Linked DNA regions of Homo sapiens: region 1 is linked to region 2. Evidence: read pairs that join two places in POLR2A ChIA-PET (ENCODE). Cell type or tissue: OCI-LY7. All regions are shown on one strand. Links, peaks and the distances in the headings refer to the core of each region. The heading gives the core; the rest is flanking DNA.

What was found. ChIA-PET counts read pairs that join two places held together with the same protein. Peaks named below come from ENCODE experiments on the same cell type or tissue, not always from the same donor. Only the 100,000 strongest peaks of a DNase experiment are listed, where the experiment ranks them.
Region 1: POLR2A ChIA-PET joins it to region 2 with 7 read pairs; 8 of 35 experiments call an interaction of 5 or more read pairs at or near these places.

What each region holds. Positions count from the first base shown.
Region 1 is chr16:83,292-86,184 of GRCh38, reverse strand. It overlaps MPG (N-methylpurine DNA glycosylase), which reads right to left. Exons shown (of 4, transcript NM_001015052.3): 4 at 339-784. The coding sequence ends at 408. NPRL3 (NPR3 like, GATOR1 complex subunit) reads left to right here. Exons shown (of 14, transcript NM_001077350.3): 14 at 1-799. Among named protein-coding and RNA genes, the nearest start is that of MPG, 6.5 kb to the right of the region's middle. RefSeq lists enhancers at 895-1,014, 1,722-2,577 and a silencer at 1,115-1,174. In OCI-LY7, for the core only: no CTCF peak of the experiment used is centred there; a DNase peak (open chromatin) is centred at 1,244; H3K27ac peaks cover 2,004 bases.
Region 2 is chr16:171,317-174,209 of GRCh38, reverse strand. HBA2 (hemoglobin subunit alpha 2) reads right to left here and starts at 1,334. Exons shown (of 3, transcript NM_000517.6): 1 at 1,203-1,334; 2 at 881-1,085; 3 at 500-738. The coding sequence starts at 1,297. The coding sequence ends at 610. RefSeq lists enhancers at 1-125, 126-865, 1,605-2,345. In OCI-LY7, for the core only: no CTCF peak of the experiment used is centred there; no DNase peak of the experiment used is centred there.

The DNA.
Region 1 (2,893 bases), core at 227-2,726, 88 kb after region 2:
AGCCTTTCCTGGCCCAGTCCTCACCACAGTCCACAGAAGCCGCAAACAGGCTCATAGCCAAGCTGTGACCTGGTCCTGACCATCTGGGGCACGAGGGCCTGGGCTGGCCCTGCTAGGCTGGAGAAGCCCTGTCACCTGTGCACATCTTGCTGGTGGAGGCATGGCCCACTGTGCAGGACCCCACCCTCGGGGGCTTTCGGCTCCCACACTGATGATTCTCCCCAGCATCCACACCGGGCCTGGCGCTACGTACTCAGGCCCCCAGCTCTCGTGTCCTGGAGGAAGAGCTAGCTCCAGACATGGGTTGATCACCTAGAGGAGCTCTGGCTAAGGCACAGTTTTCTAGAAATAAAACATTTATTCGGTTTTTAAACAATTAAAAAATCTTGTCTGGGCAGGCCCTTTGCTCAGGCCTGTGTGTCCTGCTCAGCCACTCTGTCGACCACACTGACCCAGGGGCTGCCCCGGACATAGAAGCGGAGGGGTTTCCGGGCCCACTCCCCTGCATGGCCGACGCCCACCCGGGCTGCTGCCACTACAGCCGGCTCACTGGGCTCCAGGGGACCACGCTCCAGCCATACAGCTTCATCCTGTGCCAGGTCCCTCTGGTCAAAGCTCTTGTTGATGGCCAGGGCCTGGCACAGCTTGGAGGGGCCACTGCAGAGCTCGCGGTCCTTGAGGACACGGCTGGCGGTGCCTTTCCGGAGGGTGCTGCGAAGCTGACGCATGGTCTCCAGACCTTCCAGGGGCTCCAGTGCTCGCAGCAAGACGCAAGCCCCGTCCCCTGTGGGACGGACAGTTTGGAAGTGGAGCCTCCCTAGGCTCCTGTCCTCTCTGCCCTAGTACACATCCAGACATCCTGTGCTGCAGGGAGGGTGCAGCTGCCTTCCTGCCTGGGCCAGGGACCTGCTCTGTGCACCTGCACCATCTCCTGGGTCTGACCTGGTGGGAGGGGGCTGCACCTCACTGTGTCCAGACCCCTCTGCCTACCTTGCCATCCTCCAAGCCTGCACCATGAGGTGTGCCTCCTGTGGGCACCTCTGGCTTCCACCACCAGGCAGGGCCTCCCCCACTGTGGCCGCCCCCACAAAGCCAGACTGTTAAAAACACATGACAAATGCTGGGTATCAGTTCCTTTCCACCTGGCTTCCCCTGGTCTTGTGACTGGCAGCAGCTATAAAGCCAGCAAAGGAAGCTCCAGAGAGCCAGTCCTCGGGTGCGATCATTCAGCCAGGAAGCAGGAAGCCTTGGCCTAGCCAGGCCCCAGCGCTCCCCTTCTGCCTCACCCACTCAGTGTTTGTGTTGGTCAAGTGGTGGGGGCTAGGAGTTGGCTTAGAGCAGCTGCCAGTGTGCACCGGATGTTGGGAGAGCCCATGCAATGACTCAGTGGAAGGACTGACTGCAACACCCTGCACAGGCAGGGCAGGAGGAGGCTGACAAAGCCCCCTCACCTCCCTTGGGATCCCTCCTCCAGCCTAGCCCCCTCCCTCACCAGGCCAGGCCCCTTGAGAAACAGAGACAGCAAGCGAAGGCTCCTGGGCCCAGGGGCTCACTCAAGCACAGATACCCGAATTCCCTCTGCCCTGCAGGTTTGGAAAGGCCCCTTGGATTCCTGGCTGGGGACAATGATGACCTGGACCCTGGCCAGAAGAGCCCTGGCCCTCCAGCAAGGCAGCACCTGCTCTGATGCACCTGTGCACCCCTGGCCCTCCCAGCCACCTGGGAGTCCGAAGCTTAGCCTGGAGGTGGCCAAGCCAGTCCCTACTCTTGGGCTGCGGCCACGTGAGGCTCCGCATCAGCAGCCAGGGGCGAGCACTAGTGGACAAAGCCAGCAAATGCGGCGTTCCTGTGAGCAGATACCCTCAACCAGCCAGCTGTCAAAAGTATTTCAAGATAAAATCCAGGCCAAGCAAAGCCTTTAAGTTCCCGTCCATTCTGTGATTCCCACGCTGCTTCCAGCTCACCAGGTGGGGTGCCTGCTGCCCACCCTGACCCACCTCAGTAGGGAGGAGCAGGACCCTCTACATCCCTGTGGGTGCAGGGCACACGCCCCTCGTTGTCTCACTGAGCCCCCACAGAGCCGCCTGCAAATGAGTCAAAGCCTGGCCGCCCTCATCACCACAGCCCCGTGCCCTGGCTCCTTCACACAGAACACATCCAAGTCCCACATCCTGACAAAAACATGACCCCTTTGATCACTTCCTGCCAAACCTCCCTTTCCTCACCGACTCCTCCGCCGACCCTAAGTCCCCCTGCTGTGCCCACTGCTCCATCCTTGGCAACCTGACCACGCTGCTCTTAGCACTGCAGTCATCCTCTTCTCCAATCAGCTTCTCATCCTCATGTGCTGCCTCCGTCAAGGGCAGGCGACACTGTGTCCTCGGCCTTCTTTCTGCCTCCACTCCAACCAACCCTTTCTTTTCCTTTCCTTTTTTTTTTTTTTTGAGATGGAGTCTCGCTCTGTCACCCAGGCTGGAGTGCAATGGCGCGATCTTGGCTCCCTGCAACCTCCGCCTCCCGGGTTCAAGCGATTCTCCTGCCTCCGCCTCCCTAGTAGCTGGGATTACAGGAGCCCACTACCACACCCAGCTAATTTTTGTATTTTTGGTAGAGACAGAGTTTCACCGTGTTGGCCAGGCTGGTGTCGAACTCCTGACCTCAGGTGATCCGCCCGCCTCGGCCTCCCGAAGTGCTGGGATGACAGGCGTGAGCCACCGCGCCCGGCCCCACCCGGCCCTTTCTACCCCTTTAACCTAACCAGCCCTGCCCCGTCAGCGTAGCCAGAGCTCCCGAAACCCTGGCCTGGCCTGGAAGTGGCACCTCCTCGCTCAAATGCTGGCCCCACCTCAGTCCTCCTAGTGGTCCCCTGGCTGCTAGCGGACAGGGCTCTGCC
Region 2 (2,893 bases), core at 127-2,626:
ACTGACTGGGCTGCTCTCAGAGGGTCACCGTGACACAGGAAGTGTGAGTAGGGCCAGCACCCTCACTCCAGCCACCTACCCTCTGGCAGGAAGGGGTGGGAATGAGAGAAATGTTCTGGCACCTGCACTTGCACTGGGGACAGCCTATTTTGCTAGTTTGTTTTGTTTCGTTTTGTTTTGATGGAGAGCGTATGTTAACTGGGTTCAACCAGGGAGATTTCAAAGGAGGGTGGCGATGCTGGGACTCCCTGAGTAGAACCCTGGATGCCTCTCTCCTCCCCAGCTTCTGAGCCACTGCCTGCAGGCCTGGCACCTCTCAGGACAGGGGATGGTTCAGCACCTTCTCTTGAGCAGGCCCACCTCAGCTTCCCCTCCCATACTCCCTGCAGTTCTCCCTCCCCAGCCCCATGCAGCTGCAGAGAGGTCCTTGGTCTGAGACAGGTAAACACCTCCATTGTTGGCACATTCCGGGATAGAGAGAACCCAGGCACACACAGGCTGCTGCCCACTCAGACTTTATTCAAAGACCAGGAAGGGCCGGTGCAAGGAGGGGAGGAGGGCCCGTTGGGAGGCCCAGCGGGCAGGAGGAACGGCTACCGAGGCTCCAGCTTAACGGTATTTGGAGGTCAGCACGGTGCTCACAGAAGCCAGGAACTTGTCCAGGGAGGCGTGCACCGCAGGGGTGAACTCGGCGGGGAGGTGGGCGGCCAGGGTCACCAGCAGGCAGTGGCTTAGGAGCTGTGCAGAGAAGAGGGTCAGTGCGGCCCAGGCCCGCAGCCGCCGCCTGCGCTACACCTCCCGCAACCCGCGTGATCCTCTGCCCTGAGAGGAAGGCGCCATCTCGCCCCTCGACCCAGATCGCTCCCGGCCCGCCGCTCACCTTGAAGTTGACCGGGTCCACCCGAAGCTTGTGCGCGTGCAGGTCGCTCAGGGCGGACAGCGCGTTGGGCATGTCGTCCACGTGCGCCACGGCGTTGGTCAGCGCGTCGGCCACCTTCTTGCCGTGGCCCTTAACCTGGGCAGAGCCGTGGCTCAGGTCGAAGTGCGGGAAGTAGGTCTTGGTGGTGGGGAAGGACAGGAACATCCTGCGGGGAGAAGCAGAGTGAGGGGTGGGGTTTGGGTCCGGGGCCAGGACGGTTGAGGGTGGCCTGTGGGTCCGGGCGGGCGAGGAGCCCGGGTCGGAGCAGGGGAGGGAGCCTCACCTCTCCAGGGCCTCCGCACCATACTCGCCAGCGTGCGCGCCGACCTTACCCCAGGCGGCCTTGACGTTGGTCTTGTCGGCAGGAGACAGCACCATGGTGGGTTCTCTCTGAGTCTGTGGGGACCAGAAGAGTGCCGGCCCGCGAGCGCGCCAGGGTTTATGCTTGGGGCGCGGGGGCACGCCCGGCCGGGCGGCGCTCATTGGCTGGCGCGGAGCCCGGGGCGCGGCCTGGACCGCAGGGGAGTCCCGGGCGGGGCCTGCGCGGGGCCGGGCGGCGGGCTCGGCCTCCCCTGGGGGTGCACGCGGGGCGGGGGCCAGGACGTCTCCACCCTCCACCCGCCACTCCACTCCCGCCCATCCCGCTCGCCCGGGGGCAGGGCGGTAGCGGCGCTGGCGGGGCCGGCCCGTTGGGGTCGGGCGCTGTCGGCTCGTGCACCCCGGAGCGCAGCGCCACCCTTTCCTTTCGGGCGCCGGAGCGTCCCTAGCGAGGGAGAAAGTCAGCCCGCACCCCCGCCCCGGCCTGGCACGCGCTGGACGCGCATCGACTCCAGCGGGATCGGGGAACACACGGGCGAGCGAGTGCGAGCCGGAGGGCTTCGCCCAATCCTGGGGCGGAGAGGAATGCGCGCACCCGGACGCCCTGGCCCATAGGAACTCAAAAGAATTTCTGCGCAGAGCCCCTCCTGCTCTCCAGCCTCGCTTCCTGCAGCTCCCTTTCCCTCTGGCGATAGTCACTAGTGTGCTTGAGTGACAGGCACCGGGAAGGAACAAACACCAGGACGCAAAAAGCACGGGGCTGGGCTGGGGGCGGCTCCAGATTCAGACTCCTCTACCCGGGGTTGTGGGGTGGCGCGTGGGGTGGTGGGTGCTGGCTAAGCCCCAAGTCATGGACTCACAGTTTGTGTGACTGACTCTCCCACTGGCCTAGAGGTCGTGGTTCACTGTGACACCCCCAGCTCTCCAAATGCTATCTGATGGAAGACTTGCTAGGTAAATACTGGTTGTAAACAGATAAACAAACTTGGCTCTGGGTAGGGAAAGGACAGGGGAGAGAAGGCCCCTGTGGTTGCAGAATGTAGGTGAGGGGATGTGGGGTGAGGAAGGAAGGGGTGGACTTGGCGAGGGGGAGGGTGGGAGGTGCAGGAGTGCCAGTGGGTGCATCCCTGCTCATGAAAAGTGATGGTTTGGCCAGGCTCGGTGGCTCACGCCTGTAATCCCAGCACTTTGGGAGGCCAAGGCGGGTGGATCAGCTGAGGTCGGGAGTTCGAGACCAGGCTGACCAACATGGAGAAACCCCGTCTCTACTAAAAATACAAAAATTAGCTGGGTGTGGTGGTGCACGCCTGTAATCCCAGCTACTCGGGAGGTGGAGGCTGGAGAATCCTTTGAACCAGGGAGTTGGAGGTTGCAGTGAGCCGAGATCGTGCCACAGCACTCTAGCCTGACGACACAGCGAGACTCTGTCTCAAAAAAATAAATACATAAGGCCGGGCGCGGTGGCTCACGCCTGTAATCCCAGCACATTGGGAGGCTGAGGCGGGCAGATGCGAGGTCAGGAGATCGAGACCATCCTCGCTAATGCAGTGAAACTCTGTCTCTATTAAAAATAGAAAAAATTAGCCAGGCGTAGTGGGGGGCGCCTGTAGTCCCAGCTACTCAGCTACTCGGGAGGCTGAGGGAGGAGAATGGCGT